Regions from separate parts of the Homo sapiens genome. Here all the other regions are linked to region 4. A link is a contact called in ENCODE Hi-C or POLR2A ChIA-PET data. All regions are on one chromosome and are shown on one strand. The core of a region is the stretch at or near the end of the contact, and the rest is flanking DNA. Distances in the headings are between cores, read along the strand shown. Region 1 overlaps RABGEF1 (RAB guanine nucleotide exchange factor 1). Region 2 holds the start of RABGEF1 (RAB guanine nucleotide exchange factor 1). Region 3 overlaps RABGEF1 (RAB guanine nucleotide exchange factor 1). Region 4 has its middle 66 kb from the start of LINC03011.

The links. Hi-C counts contacts between places; a loop is a spot of excess contacts on that map. ChIA-PET counts read pairs that join two places held with the same protein, here RNA polymerase II (POLR2A). Pooled maps may share reads with other maps.
Region 1: a loop to region 4 is called in a map of heart left ventricle, with 7 times the contacts of the local background. The contact joins two enhancer-like sites. A Hi-C loop is called at or near these places in 17 of 168 maps with a recorded cell type or tissue (CD14-positive monocyte, CD4-positive, alpha-beta T cell, CD4-positive, alpha-beta memory T cell and 8 more), 10 of 37 single-sample maps with no recorded cell type and 17 of 50 pooled maps. POLR2A ChIA-PET finds 5 or more read pairs at or near these places in 3 of 52 experiments (B cell, GM12878 and HCT116).
Region 2: a map of naive thymus-derived CD4-positive, alpha-beta T cell shows a loop between it and region 4 (10-fold over the local background). The contact joins the promoter of RABGEF1 here to the enhancer-like site in region 4. A Hi-C loop is called at or near these places in 12 of 168 maps with a recorded cell type or tissue (B cell, CD8-positive, alpha-beta T cell, Caco-2 and 6 more), 6 of 37 single-sample maps with no recorded cell type and 24 of 50 pooled maps. POLR2A ChIA-PET finds 5 or more read pairs at or near these places in 10 of 52 experiments (Caco-2, H1, K562 and 7 more).
Region 3: a map of CD4-positive, alpha-beta T cell shows a loop between it and region 4 (2.7-fold over the local background). The contact joins two enhancer-like sites. A Hi-C loop is called at or near these places in 5 of 168 maps with a recorded cell type or tissue (B cell, CD4-positive, alpha-beta T cell, GM12878 and 2 more), 2 of 37 single-sample maps with no recorded cell type and 10 of 50 pooled maps. POLR2A ChIA-PET finds 5 or more read pairs at or near these places in 4 of 52 experiments (B cell, HCT116, Panc1 and 1 more).

What each region holds. Positions count from the first base shown.
Region 1 is chr7:66,786,825-66,793,251 of GRCh38, reverse strand. All of the region lies in intron 4 of RABGEF1 (RAB guanine nucleotide exchange factor 1), which reads right to left. It also overlaps the pseudogene GRPEL1P2 and the pseudogene LOC124901840. Among named protein-coding and RNA genes, the nearest start is that of RABGEF1, 49 kb to the right of the region's middle. Within about 2 kb of position 2,876, at least 3 of the 41 ENCODE cell types and tissues checked have a DNase peak (open chromatin) inside an H3K27ac peak, as active enhancers do.
Region 2 is chr7:66,737,982-66,743,812 of GRCh38, reverse strand. RABGEF1 (RAB guanine nucleotide exchange factor 1) reads right to left here and starts at 3,080. Exons shown (of 9, transcript NM_014504.3): 1 at 3,021-3,080. RefSeq lists silencers at 2,857-2,996, 3,017-3,286 and enhancers at 2,737-3,403, 3,417-3,466.
Region 3 is chr7:66,767,379-66,773,556 of GRCh38, reverse strand. RABGEF1 (RAB guanine nucleotide exchange factor 1) reads right to left here. Exons shown (of 9, transcript NM_014504.3): 2 at 1,479-1,674. The coding sequence starts at 1,657. Among named protein-coding and RNA genes, the nearest start is that of RABGEF1, 30 kb to the right of the region's middle. Within about 2 kb of position 4,281, at least 2 of the 41 ENCODE cell types and tissues checked have a DNase peak (open chromatin) inside an H3K27ac peak, as active enhancers do.
Region 4 is chr7:66,556,906-66,563,267 of GRCh38, reverse strand. It overlaps the pseudogene RABGEF1P1 and the pseudogene SAPCD2P3. Among named protein-coding and RNA genes, the nearest start is that of LINC03011, 66 kb to the right of the region's middle. RefSeq lists silencers at 3,862-4,094, 5,432-5,541 and enhancers at 4,121-4,936, 4,937-5,752. Within about 2 kb of position 4,292, at least 2 of the 41 ENCODE cell types and tissues checked have a DNase peak (open chromatin) inside an H3K27ac peak, as active enhancers do.

The DNA.
Region 1 (6,427 bases), core at 1,627-4,126, 230 kb before region 4:
TCTTATATATGTGTAAATATTCCAAAATCTGGGAAAACCCCAAAATCTGAAACACTTCTGGTCCCAAGGCTCTCGGATAAGGGATACTCAACCTGTAGTGCTCGCTTCCAACTAGAAACTCTCTGAGCTCCTTTTAGAGACCCGAGAGGCCTGTCTTACTGGTGTCAAGGGATCATATTCTCCTCCCCCAGCCCAGCACAACCCCTGTAATTTTACAATACAATGCCGAAAACTCCTTTTCTATTTCTACTGCAGTTTATGCTCCAGTACAGTATTGCTTTCATAATGTAAAAGAACTCACCCCTGCCACTGTCTCTCATCCTGCTTTCCATTCTTGTAGGACTTAACACTATGTTACAGATCTGCTTATTGTCCATTTCCCCAACTAAAATGTTAGCTCCACAAGGGCACTGTTCACCACCATATCCTCATGCCTAGAACAAGGCCAGGCACAGGGTTAGTGCTCAGTATGGGTTGAATGAATAAATGTGGCCATTTATTACCATTCCTCCCTTTATAAGATGCTGAAGACAATTCTCCATAGATCTCTTTCTACCTATCTGTGAGCAAAGGCAATGACTGCCTTTGTTTTGCAACATCTTTTCAAGGATTTCTTTATAGAAAACAGCTTTAGGAGACAGAGATAGTGCCTCCTTCAAGAGAAAAGGGTAGACTGCTTACTGTCTAATAAGGATCCCTAAATCCAAGGTTCCTCTCCTCTAATACAACTCACTGCATGCACAGGCTTTCCCTGGTCTTCTCTGCATTATCCTATAGGAACAGATACTCGGGGATAAGCACAAATGCAAATGCTCTGGCTACTGCTACTGCTGTAAGAAACTGGCCTTTGTCTCTGACCCAGGAGACTCGTGTCTTTGGCCAGTATCTGTGAAACCATGGCAGGTTAATTTGTTAGCCTGCAAATAAGGTAACTCTCAGGCCCCTCACAGTGTTTGCCAAAGGGGCAAAGTGAGGGCAGGTTTGTGTTGGTAAGTTCTTTTAGGCTCTACAAAACTCCAAAAGGTTTGTCATAATTTTCCAAGAAAAAAAGATAGTAGAGCAGTGAGTAAATCCTTTACCTCAAGTACTCTCTAATCATTGTACGGGATCATCTTTTCTATAATCTTTTTTTTTTTTTTTTGAGATGGAGTCTCGCTCTGTCGCCAGGCTGCAGTGCAGTGGCGTGATCTCAGTTCACTGCAACCTACGCCTCCCAGGTTCAAGCAATTCTCCTGCCTCAGCCTCCCGAGTAGCTGGGACTACAGGCATGTGCCACCACGCCCAGCTAATTTTTTTATTTCTAGTAGAGACAGGGTTTCACCATCTTGGCCAGGCTGGTCTTGACCTCCTGACCTCGTGATCCATCCTCCTCGGCCTCCTAAAGAGCTGGGATTACAGGCGTGAGCCACCGCACCTGGCATCTTTTCTATAACATCTGAGTAAAGTTGTCGTTTTATTTTTCTAAAATAAATTTTTACTCTGTGATTAAGACATTGACAAGTGGATGTCTATCTTTGAACATTATGCTGAGAGGCACTCTATACACTTTCTTAACAGTCTGGCTGAGATCTTTGTTTCCACTTCCAGTTTTGAAAACCTTTGACTATTTTCCTTGCCTATGTTTTCTGTGTATTTCATCCAGAACTTCCATCATTTCAATGTGAATTGCCACATTCTATTTTATGGGTTCATTAAGTTTTGTCTGTACTGCTGTTAACTGCTTAATCTATTTAGGTATTAGCTTTCATGTCCATATTTTTTTGTATTACCAATTTGTGCTGCCTTCAATAATTTTTTAAAGGAAAAGAACCATATGAGGGCTTTAATCCTCTTTAAAAATGAAACACACATTTAAAGTGTGCCAAGCATGCAGTCCTCATATTCTGAGAAAGTCCATCTCACCAGGGAGTATATCTTGAGGTCATTAGTAACTAGTAGAATACAGACTTAAACATTTCCACATTTAGATGAAGAAAACAGGGCAAAACTAACTGTGTCAAATTCAATTACTGGCAAAATAAAGGTGATGGGAACCGTTAAGATACATATGCTCATTTTGCATCTCCAAAAACAAACAAAAAAGCCAGAAATCCGTCATTTTTAGCAGCTAGACAGTGTCTAAGGAACGCATATGTTCTTCATAAAGGTCATCATGAAATTATTTTTAGCGTAAGAAATGTTTCAACCCTTGCTTTCCCTTTATTGAATGAAATGTGTAGTGGGCTAAGAAATCCAGTAACTCCCATGTTACAAGTTGCACAAGAGACACACAGTGCAGACAGAAGGGTCCAGATTGCCAAAAAGCAGAATTCCCAAAGACATTTTGTTCATTTAAAATACTTTGATGTCACTAGAGTCTGAGCAGATACAGCGTGATTCATGAACTCTAGAAGACCTGTAGTGTCCTATTGGCCTTTTTTACTAAGTAAGTGGAATTATTAAACATGCGGTACTAAAAATCAGAGAACACATTCCTGAATAGGAGTTCATTAATGCAACTGTGAGATCAGCTTACTTTTCTGTTTACCTACTGGTTACTTCTGCTTTCCAACAGCCTTAGGGAAAGTCAAAAGTATTTAGATGAAAAAACATCAACCAGCTTTTCATGAACTACGGCAAGTGATTTAAAGAAAAGAAAATCTTGTAAGAGGCAGCTAAGCTTCCTTCACCTCATCAACAAGGGCGGCGCTAAGGGGCTGCCCATGCTTGAACCTCACTTTTGTAACTAGAACCACTGGGCTCAGCTCTTTCCCCTAAACCAGCATGTGGAACAAGACCTCATGCTAGATCTTCCTGTAGTTCATAAGTGTGATGACTGGGTTTTCACGCTGGGTTTTCATGTGTGAGATATGCCTCCCTCAAACCTTGTTACAACACTGGCACATTGCCTGTCGCATGTGAAGAAAGACGAAAAAAAGACCTCATGCGCATAAGGGTGGAACTTGGCTCTGACAGGGTTCAGCTTGGCAGTGCTTGCTGAACACTTCCTGAATCTGGACTCCACTCATTGTTGAGAGTTTCACAGAGGTTCTTCAGGTGAGGGTTATTGTCTTTAATTTCTTCTTCTGGAACACACTGTGTTGCCTTCTCCAAAACATCTGCAACCTCTAACGAGTCCTTGCAGAAGCCCTGAATGCTATACATATTTGCCTCCTCCACCAATTTTTGGCTGATCTGCTGCAAGTCCTCAGTATCTGCCAATGCTTGCTTATCTTCTTCTACAGCCTCCTTCAGCTGCTCTTCTAACTTGACTTCTTCCATGAGTATCTTGTCCGTAGAGGGAGTATCTGTCCTCCATTTGGTTTGGATCCACATCCTCTTCCAAGTGCTGGCAACTGTTCTTTTGTTTTGTAGCTGTGTGCAGAACTGAGAAGGCTGGGAGACAATGCCAACACCAGGAGACTGCATGGCACCAGCCTCACGCATGGAGCCACCACGGCTGCCCCAGGATGATGATTTAAGTTTCCCCTCGCCTATCACTATGTGCTTCTATGAAACATTTTTAATTATTTTTACTCACTCAACATAATTATCAAATACATCTTTTTTTTTTTTTTTTTTTTTTTTTTGAGATAGAGTCTCGCTCCGATGCTGAGGCTGGAGTGCAGTGGCGTGATCTAGGCTCACTGCAAGCTCCGCCTCCCGGGTTCACGCCATTCTCCTGCCTCAACCTCCCAAGCAGCTGGGACTACAGGTGCTCGCCACCACACCTGGCTAATTTTTTGTATTTTTTAGTAGAGACGGGGTTTCACCGTGTTAGCCAGGATGGTCTCGATCTCCTGACCTTGTGATCCGCCCATCTCAGCCTCCCAAAGTGCTGGGATTACAGGCGTAAGCCACCGCACCCGGCCTCAAATACATCTTTTATCTACTTTTTTTCCTTATGACTTATAGATGCTGAGAGCTCAGAGCTATTTCCACTGCCTCACTTCTCATCCTCAGTGCTTCCAGTTTTAAAATTAGGTCCTGGGTTGCTACCCCTGCTGAAGTTCTCACAATAATTAAAGCCTATTTGCTAGTTAAAGGTTCTTTGTTTTGGGTACATACTTCTGTTCTTCTGACAGTAAATTACGTGGCAGGGCAAACTACTCCTTGATTAAATATATAGTTTACAACAATAGAGTCATTTTAAGGTATAGGAGGACACTTATCTTTCTACTTGTTCTGGGAAAGAACATGGGACTGAAGATATAACCATGTCTTAAACTGTGTATTTTTTTGTCCTCATTCAGGTACAAAGCTTTAAGTCCATATAATATAATCAGTATCAGATTATTATTATTATTTTTTTTTGAGACAGAGTTTTTTTGCTCTTGTTGCCCAGGCTGGAGTACAATGGCGCGACCTTGGCTAACTGCAACCTTGGCCTCCCAGGTTCAAGTGATTCTCCTGCCTCAGCCTCCCTAGTAGCTGGGATTACAGGCACCCGCCACCACGCCCAGCTAATTTTTTGTATTTTTAGTAGAGACGGGATTTCACTATGTTGGCCAGGTGATCCACCCGCATTGGCTTCCCAAAGTGCTAGGATTACAAGCGTGAGCCACTGTGCCCAGCTCAGTATCAGATTTTTATAGGACTGGCTAGAAAAATAACAATGAAACAAGCAAAAGGTGTTATGTTGTGCTTAACTGCTTCCTTAGAAAGAAGAGCTTATCAGAATGACTATTAAGAAGTCTTTTAGAAACTGAATTGATTGCCATGAATGGAGTATTAAGGGACTAATACAAATTAAAAAAATAAAAATAACTGAATTGAGAAACCCAAAAAATGAGGGGTGTTTTGTTTTGTTTTGTTTTTTGTTTTTTTTTGAGATGGAGTCTTGCTCTGTTGCCCAGGCTGGAGTGCAGTGGCATGATCTCAGCTCACTGCAACCCCACCTTTTGGGTTCAAGTGATTCTTCTCCCTCAGCCTCCCGAGTAGCTGGGACTACAGGCGAGCGCCACCATGCCCAGCTAATTTTTGTATTTTTAGTAGAGACAGGGTTTCACCATATTGGCCAGGCTGGTCTCGAAATCCTGACCTCGTGATCCACCCACCTCAGCCTCCCAAAGTGCTGGGATTACAGGTGTGAGCAACCTCGCCCAGCCCCAAGTTTATTAAAAAGCACTACTGCAATACCCAACAAATTAAAGGGTAGGTACTTTGAGGAAGTAGAGCCTGCCCCCTTTAAAAGCAGGACAAGCTACACTTTCAGAATAGGGAAAAAATGTATCTGAGGGATTTATTAACACTTAGCAAGGGCAGGATTTAAATAGTTTGAGCAGCAAAAGAGTTTTTCCAGAAGTTTTATTTACTTTTATTTAATTGCAGTCTAAACATGTGTCTTACAGTGAGCGTTTTCATATAAATAATTTACAGAAAAAAGTTATTTACAAAGCCACAGATCTCATTCAGTTAGGTAATATGGTTTTCTAGTTATTATGGGAAAGGTTAACACTTGATTGGGTCTATACAGTGCCTTAAAATTGCCCTCACCACATGAAGCTCTGTCCAGATGACAAAGAGAATGTATACCTCTTCATAAGTGACTATATATACTCCTGAATCCATAATCACTCTCAGACCTGTGTGAAGCTTGGTTAAGGTGAGATTCTTAAATTCAAGTTAGGCCAGGTATTGTGGCTCAATCCTGTAATCCCGGCACATTGGGAGGCCAAGGTGGGCGGATCATGTGAGGCTAGGAGTTCATGACCAGCCTGGCTAACAGAGTAACACCCCATCTCTACTAAACATACAAAAAATTAGCTCGGCATGGTGGTGCACACCTGTAATCTCAGCTATGCGGGAGGCTGGGGCATAAAAATTGCTTGAACCTGGGAGGCAGAGGTTGGGGTGAGCCGAAATCACGCCACTGCACTACAGCCTGGGCAACAGAGCAAGACTCTATCTTAAAAAAAAAAAAAAAAAAAAAAAAATCAGGCCAGGCATGGTGGCTCACTTCTGTAACCCCAAGATTTTGGGAGGCCAAGGCGGGCAGACCACTTGAGGTCAGGAGTTCAAGACTAGCTTGGCCAACATAGTGAAATCCTGTGTCTACAAAAAAAAAAAAAAGTAAAAATTATCTGGGCATGGTGGCACATGCATGTAATCCCAGCTACTCGAGAGGCTGAGGGAGGACGATCACTGGAACCTGGAAGGTAAAGGCTGCAATGAGCAGAGATCACACCACTGCACTCCAGCCTGGCCAACAGAGCAAGACTCCTATCTCAAAAAGAAATAATAATAATTCAAGTTATGTTGTACAGATTAGGTTTTAAAAATTAAGCTTTATTAATTTGGCTCAGCAATTTAAATTCTTGCTATGATGATTTGTAAGAACAGAAAAGTAGCTGATGGCAACTATATTTTCAACATAAAAGGATTTTGTGTTAATGACATAGCTGCCCGTCTCATTTGCAATGGAAATATCTTGTTTTAAAGAATGTAT
Region 2 (5,831 bases), core at 1,831-4,330, 180 kb before region 4:
CAAAAAAATTTAGCCCAAGTGTGGTGGCTCACACCTGTAATCCCAGCACTTTGGAATGCCGAGGAGGGCGGATCACGAGGTCAGGAGATTGAGACCATCCTGGCTGACACAGTGAAACCACATCTCTACTAAAAATAGAAAAAATTAGCCAGGCATGGTGGCGGGCATCTGTAGTCCCAGCTATTCAGGAGGCTGAGGCAGGAGAATGGCGTGAACCCAGGAGGGGGAGCTTGCAGTGAGCCGAGATCGCGCCACTGCACTCCAGCCTGGGCGACAGAGCCAGATTCCGTATCAAAAAAAGAAAAAAAAATTTAGCCAGGCAAGCTAAATTAGTAGGTGGCAGGCCTGTGGTCCCAGTTACTTGGGAGGCTGAGACAAGAGGATAGCTTAAGCATGGGTGGTGGAGGCTACAGTGAGCTGTGTTCCTGCCACTGCATTCCAGCCTGGGAGACAGGGAGAGAGAGAGAGCCTTTTTTTTTTTTTTAAATTTTTTTCTTTTTTTTGAGACGAGGTCTCGCTCTGTCGCCCAGGCTGGAGTGCATTGGTACAATCTTGGCTCACCACAACCTCCTAGAATTGCTAGGTTCAAGCAATTCTCCTACCTCAGCCTCCTGAGTAGCTAGCATTACGGCAGGCGCCATCACACCAAGCTAATTTTAGTGTTTTTAGTAGAGATGGGGTTTCACCATGTTGCTCAGGCTGGTCTCAAACTCCTGACCTCGTGATCCGCCCGCCTCGGCCTCCCAAAGTGCTGGGATTACAGGCGTGAGCCACCGCGCCTGGCCAGAGAGACCCATTTTAACCACACAAGGACCCAGCTAAAAAACTTCCCCTGGTTCTGTCACCATCAGAGGAAGCCTGAGCTCCTACATCTCTGTCCTGCACTTTTTCACTTTAGTAACGACCCTCCAGGCTCGGTAGCTGATGCCTGTAATTTCAGCACTTGGGACGCTTGAGGCAGGAAGATTGCTTGAGTGCAGGAGTTTGAGATCAGCCAGGGCAACACAGCAAGACAACATCTTTACAAAATATTTAAAAATCAGCTGGGTGTGGTGGCACGCATCTGCAGTCTTAGCTACTCGGGAGGCTGAGGTGGGAGGATCACTTCAGCACAGGCAGTTGAGACTTCAGTGACTCGTGATCGTGTCACTGTACTCCAGCCTGGGTGACAAAGTGAGACCCTCTCTCTCAATAAATAAATTAATAGGCACCTCCTTGTAGTTACTGGCCTCCTCTCCTTTGATTCCCCCCTCTCCCTCACTCCACCCTGTTAGTCTGAATGTTAGTCATTCTTCAAGACACATGCAGAAAGTATTCCCTGATCCCTTCCAGGCTCCACACCCAACAGCATGGCCTAAATGCCCGGCTCCTTCCTCGGTGCTCCATCTTAGCTCACATTCCTTACCACACTGTTTTGAAAGTATCTTGACTGTCCCTTCTCCTCAACTGGCTAACTTCTAGAGAGCAGAAACATGACTGCTTGGAAGGTCATTAAAAATTCAAATCCTGAACATTTCTTAATCCTGCGGATATGAATCAGTGACTCTTAAAAGCAAAATGTTATTTATCATTAAATATTAACAATATAATCACATTTTCTTGCATCTCTGGCAAGTTTCTTGGTACAACAATTTTAAGGAACAGACTCTTAGTTTTTTTTTTGAGATAGAGTCTAGCTCTGTCGCCCAGGCTGGAGTGCAGTGGCACGATTTCGGCTCACTGCAACCTCCGCCTCCCGGGTTCATGCCATTCTCCTGCCTCAGCCTCCAGAGTAGCTGGGACTACAGGTGCCCGCCACGATGCCCGGCAAATTTTCTTTTTCTTTTTTTTTTTTATTTGTAGTAGAGACGGGGTTTCACCGTGTTAGGGAGGATGGTCTCAAGCTCCTGACGTCATGATCCGCCTGCCTTGGCCTTCCAAATGCTGGGATTACAGACGTGAGCCACCGCACCCGGCCGGAACACACTCTTTAACAGCAGTTAAAGCCGCGCAATGGCTCACGCCTATAATCCCAACACTCTGGGAGGCCGAGGCGGGAGGATCACTTAAGGCCAGGAGTTTCACACCTGCCTGGGCAACACTGTGAGATCCCATGTCGAAAAAAATAATAAATAAAAACAAAGCAGTTCTAGGTTTAGAGGGGGGAAAGCAGCTCTCCAGGCCAAAAACCAACTCCCAAGGTGCTCCGGTAAACTCGTCCTGGGAAAATTTCCTACCTAATCTCAAAGGCAAAACGAGCCCACGGGCGCCCACGACACATTTCCCAACCGCAAGGATTGGTCACCCGCGCTGAGACACCGCCAGCTGCCTATGACCTAGCCTCCAAAGCGGCAGAGTCCCTCCCTCTCTCTCCCTAAACTGCCGTGATGGGCATCCCTCGGCTCTCCTCCCAGACGGTTCGGAAGCAGGGACTTCTGCTCCTAACCCCGGCCCCGCAGCCTCGCCCTCAGCCACGGGGTGGAAGTCAGGACCACAGGCTTCAAATCCCCTCCCAACTCCGGGACACTTCTGCCCCCTAGGGTGACGTGGGATCAAGTCCCCGCGCCCCTGCCGCGGCCGGGGGCTGTGGTCTGGGTCCGAGCGTCCCATACCAGCGCTTTCCGGGGAGGTTGTGGGAGGGGCCCCGTGCGACCACAGACGCTGCTTCGGAGCCAGCGGCCTGGACGGAAGGTGGGAGCCGGGGCGAGGGGAGCCGCCGGAGAGGGAGGCGGCCAGGAAATGCTCCGCGTCAGGCCGTCGGGGCTCGGCTGGCGCTGGAGATCCCGGCAACTAGCGTCTGGGACGGAGAGGCCGCACTCTGAGGATTAAGGGAGCCGAGGGCGGCCTGGAACGGGGAAGGCGGCGCTGACGGAGACGGAATGTGGGACGAAGGACAGCGGGAGGCACCGACGCGCAACTGCCCCAGCCGCGCGGATGGCACGGACCGACCGCCCTGCCACCCCCAGCCCGAGACGCCCCGCCGCCCCGCTCCTGTAGCTGAGAGCCGAGCAGCTCTCAGCCCCAGTCCGTCCGCTCCGTACCTCGCCCGCGTCTCCGCCGGCGTCCAAACCACCGCTCGCCCGCTTCGCCCGGGTAGGTCTGGGCTCCGCGGCCAGCTCCCGCCTCACACCCACCCTCCTGCTCGCCCCGCCCCCGGCACCGCCAGCGAACGCACGTTACGCGCGGCGCGTAAACGTCACTTCCGGGGCCTTTGACTCTGGACGGGAGGAAGTGCGAGTGGATCCAAAGGGTCGAGCGGAGTGGGGTACCGCCCTGACGCCCAAGAGCAAATGGAAGAGGGCGGCCTCCGGGGTAAAGGTGGGGCGCTGGGGAGCCCCGGAGAAACCGGCGTTTCCTAGTCTGTCGCTCAGTCCCTGCTTCCGGCTTCCGACGCGCAACAGCTGGAGGGCGACGCTGGCTCCGCGGCGACTCCTGGGGCTGCGGCCGCGGTGGTAGCGCGAATGGGAGGTGGAGCGGAGCTACTGCGCCGAGGGACGCTTCAGAAACTCTGTTTCAGTCCTTCGCGGATCCTAGGATGTGACAGGTGTTCGAGTTAAAAGGTCTTAAGGCGATCGGTTGATCCAAAAGCAGCTGAATCTTTAGGAGGCCCAGGCAGGAGGATCGCTTGAGTCCAGGAGTTCGAGACCAGCCTGGGCCACAGAGCAAGGTCACCATCTCTACAAAAGAAATTTTACAAATCAGCCGGACATGATGGCGGGCACCTGTGGTCCCAACTACCAGGGAGGCTGAGGTGGGAGGATCGCTTGATAGCCCAGGAAGTTGACGGTGCAGAGATCCCTCCACTGAACTCCAGGCCGGGTGACAGCAGAGCGAGATCCTGTCTCAAAAAAAACATAACCGACATCCAGAAGTGAAATAAATTAGCCAGTGTCACAAAGTATTAATGGTTGAGTCACAAATTGAATCCTGTTTACCTGATTCTTTACGTGATTCCCATGTAAGGAATGTTAAAAACAGTAAATACTAATTCCTCTGCGTCCTGAATGCCATGTATGGCGTAACGTGCAGTCACAGCAAGAAAAAAAAGAAAATACTATGCTGTGGCTGTGAGATAGACCTGGGTTAAAATCCCAGCTTTGCTAATTGTCGCTGTAGTGTTCTTGGACAGGTTGCGTAATTTTTCAGTCTATTTTTTTTTTTTTTTTTTTTTTTTTTGAGACTCTCACTCTGTCGCCCACACTGGAGTTCAGTCGTGCGATCTCGGCTTACTGCAACCTCCGCCTCCTAGGTTCAAGCGATTCTCCCACCTCAGCCACCCAAGTAGCTGGAATTACAGGCACCCGCCACCACGCCCAGCTCATATTTTTTTTTTTGTATTTTTAGTCGAGACAGGGTTTCACCATGTTGGCCAGGCTGGTTTTGAATCCTGACCTCAAGTGATCCGCCCACCTTGGCTTCCCAAAGTGCTAGGATTATAGGTGTGAGCTACTGCGCCCGGCCCGAGTTTCTCAGTCTTTATTCATTATTGGTAAAGTAGGGATTAACTGATTCGTTTCTCAGATTCTTCCTAAGTGCCTAATGTGTGCTACGCTGAGGGTACAACAGAGTATAAAACAAAAGTAAGGCCAGGCGCAGTGGCTCACGCCTGTAATCCTAGCACTTTGGGAAGCCGAGGCGGGCAGATCACCTGAGGTCGGGAGTTCAAGACCAGCCTGACCAACATGGAGAAACCCTGTCTCTACTAAAAATACAAAATTAGCCAGGCATGGTGGCACATGCCTGCAATCCCAGCAACTTGGGAGGCTGAGGCAGGAGAATCACTTGAGCCCGGGAAGCGGAGGTTGCAGTGAGCTGAGATTGCGCCATTGCACTCCAGCTTGGGCAACGAGTGAAACTCCTCCTCAAAAAACAAAACAAAACAAAAAAACACAAAGTACCTGTGCTGAGGAGGTGGAGGAGGGAATAAACAATAATTATTTACAGTAGTACCTTGGATGGTGGTAATTGCTATTACCAAAAGACAGAATAACATTTACTTTAAAGCTCTTAACTGACTTTTGTGATTACAGAATCAGGCAACACACCATTCTATAAACCATTCTGTGAAACAGAATGAGTGTTTCTTTTTTTTTTTTTTTTTTGAGTTAGAGTCTCACTCTGTTGCCCAGGCTGGAGCACAGTGGTGCAATCTCGGCGCACTCCAGCCTCCAACTCCCTGGCTCAAGTGATCCTTCTGCCTCCACCTCCCTAGTAGCTGGGATGATAGGTGTGTGCCAGCACACCCAGCTAGTTTTTGGGGTTTTTTTGTAGAGACAAGGTTTTGCCATGTCGCCCTGGCTGGTCTCGAACTCCTGGACTCAAGCAATCTGCCCACCCCGGCCTCCAAAAGTGCTGGGATTACAGGCATGAGCCTAGACCCCTGGGCCCAGAATGAGTGTTCAATGGGCTGAGCAGAAGAGGTTGGTGCTAAAGACAGAAAAGGCCTGAGGAAAGCAGTAACAAAAACTGAATATCATTTCAAAGTTTCTTTGTGAAGGTTAAGCTAGAGAGGACTGGCCGGGCATGGTGGCTCACGCCTGTAATCCCAGCACTTTGGGAGGCCAAGGCAGGCTGATCACCTGAGGTCAGGAGTTTGAGACCAGCCTGGCCAACATGGTGAAACGCCACCTCTACTAAAAATACAAAAATTAGCCAGGTGGTGGCCTGTACCTGTAATCCCAGCTACTCTGGAGGCCGAGGTGATAGGATCACATGAGCCTGGCAGGTTGAGGCTGCAGTGAGCAGTGATCATGCCACTACACTCCAGCCTGGTTGACAGAGCAAGACCCTGTCTCAAAAAAAAAAAAAAACAAAAAAAACAAAAAACACAACCAAGAAGCTTGCAGCTTTAA
Region 3 (6,178 bases), core at 3,032-5,531, 210 kb before region 4:
CTCCCAAGCCACTAAAATCAGAGACTCTGTGGGTAAGGTCCAGCAATCACTGCTTTTACAAGCTTTCCGAGAGATTTAGCAGGGTCACAATTAAAAGCAGTAAGAAATAGAAACAAAAATCACAGGTGGAGGTGCTAAGTCTGAGGGTGGAATCGGGACCCCTCTTTCTCTGGGACAGACAAGAAGTTAATATAAAGGTACTAGGACATTTTTATGTGGTGAGGGGAGGAAGCTGAGGGAGTTTGTGCCTAGTGGCCTCTACTCTGTTTTTGAAACAGGATCTGCTACTGACAGCATCAGGCATGCAGTGGAAACCCTGAGGAGATCATTCATGTTCTCGGCTAAAATTTTCTCTCTTTGATTGAACACAGTCACTGAAAGCAATGTGTAATTTCTAATTCTCTGAGTTCACTACAAATGACAGCAAAGGAGTCACTCAACAAATATTGGCTGACTGGATGAAAAAAAAAAAACAAACAACTAGCTAGAGGAGTTGGCAGAATTCCATTTGACTTTCTTCTGTTGAAGCAGTTTTAGAATTCTAGAATGCTCTGGCAAAGAATTAACATTATTCATGGCATTTTATTAGTTCCTATGCTCACTAGCCATCCCATCATTTATTTATTTATTTATTTATTTTTTTTTGAGACAGAGTCTCACTCTGTCTCCCAAGCTGGAGTGCAGTGGCATGATCTCAGCTCACTGCAACCTCCGATACCTGGGTTCAAGCAATTCTCCTGCCTCAGTCTCCCAAGTAGCTGGGATAACAAATGCGTACCACCATGCCCGGCTAACTTTTTTAATATTTTTAGTAGAGAGGGGGTTTCACCATGTTGGTCAGGCTGGTCTCGAACTCCTGACCTCAGATGATCCTCCTGCCTCACCCTCCCAAAGTGCTAGGATTACAGGCGTGAGCCACTGCGCCCGGCCCATCGTTTAATTTTTAACATCATTATATTTCCGGATAATACCAAATGCTAACCTAATTTTTAAATATAAGTTAAATTTCTACAATGCAATGACTATGTATACAAGTCAACAGATTTCTACTACTGTGTTTTATCACTGAGCTAGATGCCATGCTAAATATATATTAAAAGAATGAGGGAAATAATGCTTGATGAGTGCCATTTCCAAGCCCTGCAGTGGGTACGTCAAATTTATTAGCTCATTTAATCTTCACCAGGAAATATGCCTATCTCCATTCTTCCACTCCAAGGAGCTTATTGTCTACATTTGAGAACTAAAACTAACACAACCCAAAGAAAATAATCAGAAGACAAACACAAAATGAAGAAACTACTGAAAGCTGTTCATTAAAAGCTGACTGAGAAGAAGAGAGGAAAACATCCTTTTCCTTAATATTAAACTGACTTGCTGATAGCTCAAAGCAGAAGTGAAAAAATGTATTTAGACGGTGACAGAACTATGTATCCAGTCACGTCACTGTTCAACCGCCCCTAGTTAAGTCCTTTTACCGCTCCGCCAGCTCCCAGTCCTCCTGAATCTGCTTCTGCCTGGCTTTGTGGTACTCTTCCCTCCAGCACTTGGAGCAGAAACCCTGCCAGGCAGGGTTGCCGTAGTAACCACATCCTTTCTTGCACAGGAGATCCGATTGATCCACATGAATTCCTCGGCGTTCAGACTTAAGGCTCATCTTCTTCCTGCTAACCACTGAACAAACAAGAAAGTGCTGTTGAAAATGAATTATCATTCTACTAAATAAAATCTTACCAATTATGAACAAAAAGTGAGTGATTCCATTATCTTCAAGCTGTTAAGAGAGGGATGGAGGGAATGAAGGAGGGAGGGAGAAAGAGGAGGAAGGAAGAAAAAAGAATGTTAAATATAGTAAATTCCTGACACAGCCATATTAAAGAAAGACTTATTCCCTGCCCAAAATAAAAAATAAAAAATAAAAAATTAAGAAAGGACTCACATTAGATTAAAGACCTAAATGTAAAGGCTGCAAACTAGAAAACTCCTAGAAAAAAAACTTAGGGGAAAAGCTTCCCGACACTGGATTTTGCAATGACTTCTAGGATATGACACCAAAAGCACAGGCAACAAAAGCAAAATCAGACAAATACATTATATCAAACTTTAAAATGTCTGCACAGGCCGGTGTGGTGGCTCACACCTGTAATCCCAGCCCTTTGGGAGGCTGAGGAGGGCGGATAACAAAATCAGGAGATTGAGAGTATCCTGGCTAACACGGTGAAACCCTGTCTCTACTAAAAATACAAAAAAATTAGCCAGGCGTGGTGGCGGGCGCCTGTAGTCCCAGCTATTCAGGAGGCTGAGGCAGGAGAATCACGTGAACCTGGGAGGCAGAGCCTGCAGTGAGCCAAGATCACGCCACTGCACTCCAGGCTGGGTGACAGAGCAAGACTCTGTCTCAAAAGAAATAAAAAATTTTTAAAAATTAAATATCTGCAAAACACAGGAACCAACTGACAGGGTAAAAAGGAACAACACACAGAATGGGAGAACTTATCTGCAAACCATATATCTAATAAGGGGTTAATATCTAAAATACGAAGGAACTCCTACAACTCAATAACAACAACAACAACAACAACAACAAACCCAAATAATCCGATTAACAAATGGGAAAAGGACTTCAATAAACAATTCTCCAAAGACATACCAACAGCCAACAAATGTGAAAAATGCTCAACATCACTAATCATCAGGGAAATGCAAATCAAAATCACAATGAGATATCACTTTACACCCATTAGGATGGCTACTGTAAAAAAAAACAAACCCAGGCTGGGCATAATGGCTCATGCCTGTAATCCCAGCACTTTGGGAGGCCAAGGTGGGAGGATCACTTGAGGCTAGGAGTTCAGGACCAGCCTGGGCAACACAGCAAGATCCCATCTCTACAAAAAACACAACAACTAGCTGGGAGTGATGGTGTATGCCTGTAGTCCCAGCTAATCGGGAGGCTGAGACAGAAGGATTGCCTGAGCCCAGGAGTTGGAGGCTGCAGTGAGGTATGATCACACCACTGCACTCCAGCCTGGGTGACAGAGCGAGGCCTTGTCTAGAGAGAAGAGAAGAGAAAAAAATTGAAATAATACCTTAAGTTCCAAAGTCAGTTTTCTTTTCTACTGTATAATATTTAAACTCATTTGTTCAGTCTCACAGCTGTATGGTAAATCGCTATGCAACAATTTCCGTTCAAACTGAAACCACATGGTCTTCATTCTTCTCCATATAAACAAACTGCCAAACAAGCACAGAAAAAAAGCAGCACTCCACACCATTCATTCAAGAAGACTCACATGTGCAGATAAAATTAAGCCCTATATCTTGGGGATCTTATTAATTTAACTCAAACATTTACTAAGTGCCAACTGTGTGCAGAGAATTGAGCTAGATGGCACTGGTGATGCAACTCATAGAACATGTCCTTACCCTCATGAAGCTCATAACCAAAAGTACAGGCAGACTGAAAAACGCAGAAAAAGAGAAAGTGTTAGGAAACTGTTAGGGAGCAACAGACATAGGAATTCTCACTTACGGAGTATAGAGAGACCACTTGGGGATGCTGGCGATAGACCTTAAAGAGCCTTGTGTTGAAAGGGTCTTGGAAGGATGACAGAAAGAGGGAGGGCATTCTGGACAGGAAGGATGCCTTTCACAAAAAGCTCAGAAGCAAGAAGGCAAGTGTAAAATATGAATGATGTAGCACAGACAGAAGGTAAACTAAACAACTTAGGTGGGAAGTCAAATCATGATGGCTTTTTAAAACTCTAAGCTACAGAGTCTGGATTGAAAGTCACCACTGAAAGCTCCTGAAAAGGGGAAAGCATGATAAGATCTCTATCTTAAGACATAAAACTTGAGATGTAGAGTTCTGTCTTCTAGCATGACTAAGTGAGAAGGAAAATAAATCCTCTCCTGCAAAAGCAACTGTAAAGATGGACAAAACTTCCACTTTCTGCAATGCATCTACGTCCAGGCCAAGGAATGAACTCAAATTTCAAGCCCTCCCCTCTAACCTCACTCTTATTTTTACAAGGTTCTCCTGTGTCTCCTCTGTGTATGCACATGCTCTGCTGATCAGAGTGGAAGCCTAACTAAAGATTGAGATGTTTGAGCGCAATCTCAATCTTTGTCTGAAACAACAATCTTTGGCTGAACATTAAGGTGTGCAGACACACGGGTGACAGCTAGAAGGAAGTCAGGCATAAATGAAAACAAGGAAGAAAAACTGAGCACAGCGACTGCAGTTGCTGGGGAGAGAGGCCTCACAGATTTCATCCAGCTATCAAATCTGGACAGTATGCACTGTGCACTATTTTTGAGGATTCTGAAAAGCAAAATGGAGAAGTGGGGAAGACCAGAATTGGAAGTATCACCCAGCTGTCTAAGAGATTACCACTTTCTTCCAACCAATACCACCAGCCAACCTGGAAATGGGCCCCACAGCACAGAGAAAGCTCCTCTAGTTTGGGCTCCAGCCATGTGAAAGGGAACTCCTAACAGCCAGAGAGAATATGGGGATCCCCCCACTTACCATCTCCTCCTTCTCTTGAGCCACAGTGCCCAGCAATCGTGTGCTTTGTCTGCAGCTATGGCTGAAATGAGAGTGCAGGAGCCAAACTCTGAGGCAGGAGAACTATCAATTTTTCCCAATCTCTATCCTTGGTCTCAAATGTGCAGGCAGTGGTGGAAAGACATGGCAGAGTGGAGTAACTAAATCCACAGTTTTCTGGACAAAAGAAAGAAAATATGAGCCCTTTGAGAACAAAAAGTGTGGGAAAAATTGCTGAGGAGAACTCAAGAAAGCAATTTCTAGGCTTACCCCTAGGCTGCATATGCATGGATCTGACGCTATTCCGTACCAAAGGCTTCCAAATTGGAACTAATGGAGAGACCACTATGCAGGTCTCAGATCAGCACATATATGAAACAGATGGAAACAGCACTACAAAACTCTGAACAATGAACTGACATTAAAGCCACAGCCCACAGAACCTGCATCCCAAATCTGGCAACAAAACAAAACATTTTGCTCTGGGAATAACTGTTTAGAAAACAAAAAGACAAGCTACAGAATGGGAGAAACTACTTGCAGCAAATCACATATTTGGCAAAGAACTTACATACCCAGAATGTATAAAGAACTCTCAAAACTCAGATGTCAGAAAACAAACCACCCAATTTAAAAATGAGCAAAAAACCTCAACAGACACTTTAACAAAGAAGATATATACACTGGTGTCCCACATTTCCATGAGAGGCCTTTGCTACATACTGTGCAGTCAAGGATGTTTGTATATTGAACATCCTTACAAGAGAAAGACGACAGCTCCTTCCACAGCAGAAGACAATTTGTTAACTGTCCAGTACAGTAAATATAATGTCTCCCTTCACATCAAAGGTTTGAAACGTTTGCTTGCAATCCCTCTCCTGGGTATTTCCTCTAGAGAAATAAAAATTGCTATTTACAAAATTCTATACGCAAACGGTTATAGTAGCAATATTTGTGATGACAAAAAATGACAACTAAAATATCCTTCAATGGGTGAATGAATAAACAAACTATGGTGCACCCATACAACAGAATGCTACTCAGGAAAACAACAACAACAGGTATCAGTACACCCAACAACTTTGATGAATCTCAAAGGCTTTATGCTGATAGAAGCCAGCATCTTAGTTCCTTCTGGCTGCAGTAACAAAATACCATAAACTGGGTAGGTTATAAAAAACAGAAATTTATTTCTCACAGTGCAGGAAGCTGGCAAGTTCAAGATCAGGAAGTCAACAGATGTTGGTGTCTGGTGGTTCAATGAAGATACCTTCTCCCTGTGTCCTCACATGGTGGGAGGGGGAGACAGGCTAGGCTCTCTGCAGTCTCTTATAAGGGCACTTACAAGCCCCAGTCATGAGGTCTCCACTTTCATGAACTAATCACCTCCCAAAGGCTCCACCTCCTAGTAGCAACACCTTGTGGTTTAGAATTTCAACATATGAATTTGGGGGACAGACAAAGATTCAGACCATAGCAGCCATCTTAAAAGTTTACATACTATATGATTCCATTTAGGAACTAGGGGTAGGAAAGAATGTGACTATAAAGGATTAGCACGAGAAAGTTTTTTGGGGTGATGAAACTGTTCTGTATTCTGATTGTGGAGGTGTTTACATAAATCTAATA
Region 4 (6,362 bases), core at 3,043-5,542:
AAAAGAAAAATATGAAAAATACTTTGCAGGTCAGTATAAACACTTAAAATATCATTTAAGTTATAATGTTACGTTATTCTATGAAAACAAGGAAACAAACATACCATATGATTCTTTTTGTGAGGGGTAAAAAGCAAGAATTTGTGAAGCAGGGAGGCTTCTAAATTCAGCAGACTTTTAAATATATTCTAAAATGAAAGTCATCACACCTAGATGAGATTTGGGTAAAAAATGAAAATATAGAACAGTGAAATAAACCAGAGATTTCAGAAATAGATTTAATTTCTGAGGAGCAATTTATATGACAACTGGGAGGATGAGGGGGAACAAGATCGCACTTTACTAACTACTGCTGATGATGACAGATACCTGTATAGAGTTTATTTTAGTTCTGTGTTTCGTACCATGCACCTTACATTCCAGCCAAATCAAAGAGCTAAACATGAAAAAATTGAGAAGAAAGTAGTTAGGATATAGGCTGGGTATATAGTTAGGATATATGCCTTTACTCCCAGAGCTTTGGGAGGCCAAGACAGCCGGATTACTTGAGGCCAGGAGTTCAAGACCAGCCTGGCCAGCATGGTGAAACCCCGTCTCTACTAAAAATACAAAAATTAGCCGGGCGTGGTGGCAGGTGCCTGTAATCCTAGCTACTCAGGAGACTGAGGCAGGAGAATCACTTGAACCGGGAGGCGGAGATTGCAGTTAGCCGAGATCCCACCATTGCACTCCAGCCTTGGCGACAGAACGAGACTGTCTCAAAAAAACAAACAAACAAACAAAATAAACCAAAAATTAGCTGGGTGTAGTGGTTCATGCCTGTAATCCCAGCTACTTGGGAGGCTGAGGCAGGATAATCGCTTGAACCTGGGAGGCAGAGGTTGCAGTGAGATCACTCACTGCGCTCCAGCCTGTGTGAGAGAGCAAGACTGTGTGTGGGGGTTGGGGAGTAGATTAGAACATGTATTTCAGCAGTGGAGAGGAGCTAAAATTGAACTATCGAAAAATTGTTTTGCTCTGGTACAGTGGCTGACACCTGTAATTCCAGCACTTTGGGAAGTCAGGGCAGAAGGATCACTTGAGCCCAGGAGTTTGACACCAGCCTGGGCAACACAGTGAGACCTTGTCTTATTATTTTTTTTTTTTAAAGAAAATTGAAAAGTTGGTTTTTGTTTCTGTTTTGTTTTGTTTGAGATGAAGTCTCACTCTGTTGTCCAGGCTGGAGTGCAGTGGCACCATCTCGGCTCACTGTAACCTCTGCCTCCCGGATTCAAGCAATTCTCCTGCCTCAGCCTCCCAAGTAGCCAGGACTACAGGTGCACACCACCACGCCCAGCTAATTTTTGTACTTTTATTAGAGATGGGGTTTCACCCTATTGGCCAGGCTGGTCTGAAACTCCTGACCTCAGGTGATCCATCTGCCTCAGCCTCCCAAAGTGCTGGGGTTACAGGCGTGAGCCACTGCACCCGGCCAAAAGAATTGTTTTTAATGACCGGGTAAAAGGCTTAATTGTATTAACTTTTTAAAAGTCTGTGCGATAAAAAATAAAACTCAGATAAAGTAGAAGGCAACAGTGGGAAGTCATGAATATAAATAAGGGCTTAATATAGTGAAATATCTAAACTTTATTAAAGGTAGTACCTAGGCTTTTTTTTTTTTTTTTTTTTGAGATAGAGTCTCACTCTGTTGCCCAGGCTGGTGCAATCTCGGCTCACTGCAACCTCTGCCTCCCGGGTTCAAGTGATTCTCCTGCCTCACCCTCCCAAGTAGCTTGGACTACAGGTGGTGCCACCACGCCCGGCTAATTTTTTGTATTTTGTTGTAGAGACGGGGTTTCACTGTATTAGCCCAGATGGTCTCAGTCTCCTGACCTTGTGATCCACCTGCCTTGGCCTCCCAAAGTGCTGGGATTATAGGCATGAGCCACCCCACCCAGCATACCTAGGCCTTTATAGATGAGGGATCAATTTTAGTTCAAATAAATGGCACGTATATGGGTAACTAGTTGATAGTAACAAGGGCTGCAGTCAAGGTAATCAAAAAGTGCCATGAGTGCTTAGCCATTTTCACTGAGGGAATGAGGTGACTGCCCCTGACCCCGAGTGTCCTGCCATCCTTTTAGAGTTAAGCCAGACAGTTAGGCTGCTGCAGGCTTCCACAGGATGTATTGGCCCTTGGCGTGTGATGTCATTGGCCTGTGGTAGATGGGGTCTGTGACAACCAGTCCTGGGGGTTTGTTCTCAGCCTTATTCATGCTCTTCTATCGTGACATCCTTATGAGAACCCTTGGGAGAAATTTTTGATTTTGGTGTCAGAATTTCACCTGAAGGATTGGTTTGCTTTCATCTTTTGAACCCTGAGTTATGTAACTGTTTTCATCTTAGTGATGATTGCTAAAAAGTTTAGTTAGAGACAGATAGATGTATGGGCTGACTCTTGACTAATTTAGACATCTTCCAGGAAAACATTTCTGTCTTGTCATCTGTGGCTCTGCCTGTGGGGTTTCTCCATGTTTCTTTTGTTTGTTTGTTTTTGTTTACTTATTAAATTATTATTATTTTTTGAGACAAAGTCTCTCTCTTGTCCCCCAGGCTGGAGTGCAATGGCGCGATCTCGGCTCACTGCAACCTCCACCTATTGGGTTCAAGTGATTCTCCTGCCTCAGCCTCCCAATAGCTGGGATTACAGGTACGTGCCACCATGCCTGGCTAATTTTTGTATTTTTAGTAGAGACAGAGTTTCACCATGTTGGCCAGGCTGGTCTACGAACTCCTGACCTCAGGTGATCTGCCTGCCTCAGCCTCCCAAAGTGCTGGGATTACAGGGTGAGCCACCGTGCCTGGCCTATTGTTTATAATTTTTAAAAAATTGTTTAATGCCTATCTATCTATATTTACTAGAGATGGGGTCTCACTATGTTGCCCAGGCTGGTCTCGAGTTCCTAGGCTCAATCGATATTCTCCCTCATCCTCCCAGAGCATTGGTATTACAGTTGTTATTCTTTTTATTTTCTAGTCTGTTATGCTGAATTGCATTTATCTTTTAAATAGACTTTAAATATTCTTTGGCAGAAAGTGAGGAATAAATACATATATTACACCTATAAAATCAGTAAAACGAAATGAAAATTATCAAGCCCAATGTTGTAAGGGCCATAGGGAAATAAGCGCGTACACGTGGTTAATGACAGTGTGCACCGAGTTTCTGAGGAGTGTGGCTAGCAATAGACACTTAGTGCTATAACATTGATTCTTTTTTGTTTTTTGTTTTTTTTTGTTTTTTGAGATAGAGTCTCGCTCTGTCACCCAGGCTGGAATGCAGTGGTGCGATCTCGGCACACCGCAAGCTCCACCTCCCAGGTTCACACCATTCTCCTGCCTCAGCCTCCGGAGTAGCTGGGACTACAGGCGCCCGCCACCACGCCTGGCTAATTTTTTGTGTTTTTAGTAGAGACGGGGTTTCACTGTGTTAGCCAGGATGGTCTCGATCTCCTGACCTCATGATCCACCCGCCTCAGCCTCCCAAAGTGCTGGGATTACAGTTGCGAGCCACCGCGCCCGACCTATTTATTCTTATTAAGCGGTTAATACCACTTTTGGAAATGTATCGCAGAGAAGTAACCCAAAAGAAGATAGTCCTTACAAAATTATTTATAGCTGCAGTGCACAACAGTGAAAAGAGGGGAAGCAACCCAAATGCACAGTGGTAGAGAGTCAAATAAGTCAGTTAATATAATGGAATGTTACAAAGCTACCAAAAAGGATTCAGTGGGTTAGATAAATAGAAATGTCCACAAAACATGTAAATTATCAAAACATGCATTAAATCTATTTAAGAATATGTAGATATAGCAAAAAGAATGAGCTGGTCATGGTGAGACTGCTAGGTGGGAAGGGGTCCTGGGAAAAACCCCAACCGGCCTGTACACTGGGGTGGAGCCCCCCGGAAAAACTCCAACCGGCCTGTGCACTGGGGTGGAGCTTCGGGAAGTGGCGCAGTCTTTTGTAGCAGGGAGGAGCCTGGCCCCTCTTCTTTCTGTGTAGAACCTGGGATTCTAGCTGCTGGCAGGAAGCACTGTAGCAGAGACTCTGGCCTTGTGAGAGTCCTTCTTTCCCCCTTTTCTTCCTTTTCACTCAATAAAACCCTGTCTTACTCACCATTCAAACCGTCTGCCAGCCCGGGGCAGACACTCTTCTGTCTCCTGCTTCCAGTCCTGTAAAGATGCCAGGATCTCCCAGGGCATGGCAGGCACCCTCAAAGGTAGACGTGATTGAGGCCCTAATGGGCTGTCTCCAGCCTGCTGACGGGGGTGGCGGCTTCTCCCGGGCTGCCGCTGGCCAACCCACTGCGCTGCAGTCCACCTGGTGCTGGGGCTGTGGTGCTAGGGCTGTGGGGCACAGTCCTTCAGGACCCACTCCCTTTCCTGCCCAGAAGATCCAGGCCTGGCGTCCTTATGTCCCCTGGAAAGCTCACTCCCATCCTCAGGGTAGGAGGGCAGTTGCACGCTGGGCTGGTTTGGGCGTGTCCTGGGACACCCCTGCAGGCCAGATGCAGCAGGGGATGTGGCTCTGAGGGGTTGCTGTGGGCAGGTTAGCGTGGAGCTGGGTTCTGGAAAGGAGTTGCCGTGCTGTCTGCCAGGACCCCTCCTCTGAGACAGGGTTGCCTTGTGGGACAGTGCCCCAAAGTGCCCTGGGCACGAGGGGTCCCTGCGCCCCCCACACACTGACCCCGCATTGGGGGGCCCTGCACCCCACACACTGATCCTGCATCGGGGGGCCCTGGACCATCCTTGATGTTGCCATGCCCCTAGCTCTGGTGGCACTGGGACCCTCCAGGATGGGCTGAGCAGGGGCCCCCTCCACCAGTGCAAACCCCAGCACCAGCGGGAGTGGGCCTAGGCAGGGGGTGCAGGGAGTGACACTCAAGGGGACCTGCCCCAGCCTCCTCTTGTACTCTGGGGGTTCTCGTTTTCCTTGGCTGAGGGAAGTGGCCTCTCCCCGCTGAAACCTGGGGTCAGGCTGAGTGTGGGAGGAAACGGGGGTGGGGAGTGAGCAGGACCCCAGACCTTGGGAATCCTGAGTTGGGGTGGGGGGGCAGGCTCTGCCTACGATGTGCCTGGGGGCCTGGGCTGAACCCCCTCCTGGGGAGCCAGGCTCACAGGTTGTTCTGTGGGACTCAACAGGGGACAGCGTCCTGGCCAGGGTGAGGAAGGCCATCACACCGGGGTCTGCGGGAGGCATATGCAGGCTAAGCTCTCACCTGCCTGGCCCCCCCCACCCCGCAATCTGCTGCAGCCATTCTCTCTGCCTTGGCCGGGACCCGAAGTCCGACCACCATTCCTGGGGCTCCCCTGCCAGGCGGGCACCCCCTGCTTAGAGGCCATCCCCACCCCCTCCATCTGCCCCTGTCCTAGTGACAGCCACCTGTCCTGGTGCCCTGGTTGAGGGGAGGAAGCTGTCCTTGCACCCCTGGTCTCGGGCGCAGCCTCAGCGCCGCATCAGAGCTGCCCGGCCCCCCTCTACTGGCCATTGTCGGAAGTGCAGCCCGGCGTGAGCATTGCCTTTCCCTGGAGATGGGACCCAGAGCAGCACCGCTGGAAACAGGGAGTCCCCCACTGTTCCTGACAGCGGCAGTAGCAATTGCGGACCATGCAGACTCAAGAGAGCCCCAGCCCATGTCAGCACCAGGAGCCAAAACCGAGTCAAGGGCTCGGTGCGGGGACCAGCTGGGGGCGGACCTGGGAAGCCTGGATGGCAAGTGGGGCAGGAAGGCGCCCACTCCGGGACTGCCTGGGCTGCAGGGGGTCTCCAGCCAGAGACGTTGGGTGAGACAGGGCGTCCGCCCTCGAAGGGCTGAGTGACAGAACTGCCCTGGGGTTCCGCCCAGCCCAAACGGGCTAGATGAAGGTGGAGTCCAGAGGCCTCCCCGTCCTGCTGGCTGAGGGCCTGGGCCTCAAACAGCTGCTTCATTATGAGCGCCGACTTCTGCTCCAGCTGCATGACGCGCCCACTCTTCTCGGTCACCTCCTGGGTGAGGCGTCGGTTCTGCTCCTTCAGCATAAGGATAGTCTGCTGCTGCCACCCCGGGAAGGAGGTGAACGTCAGGGCAGGGCAGAGGGGCCCGGAGGAGGACGTAGGTAGGGCCCGGCTGGCACCGGCCGCAGCCAGCAACTCCCCCACGCACCGGGCCACCTCCTGTACCTTAGGCAGTAGCCGCCCCAGTGGGTGGGGGCTCCCCGCAGGCCCAAAGTCGGCGCTGGCTCTGCTCTGGCCCAGGCGGCACTGGCGGTCCTGCACTGGTTGCAGCCGCTGCTGGTACCAGTCGCGACCCCGCCATCATCTCCAAACCCTGCAGCAGCACC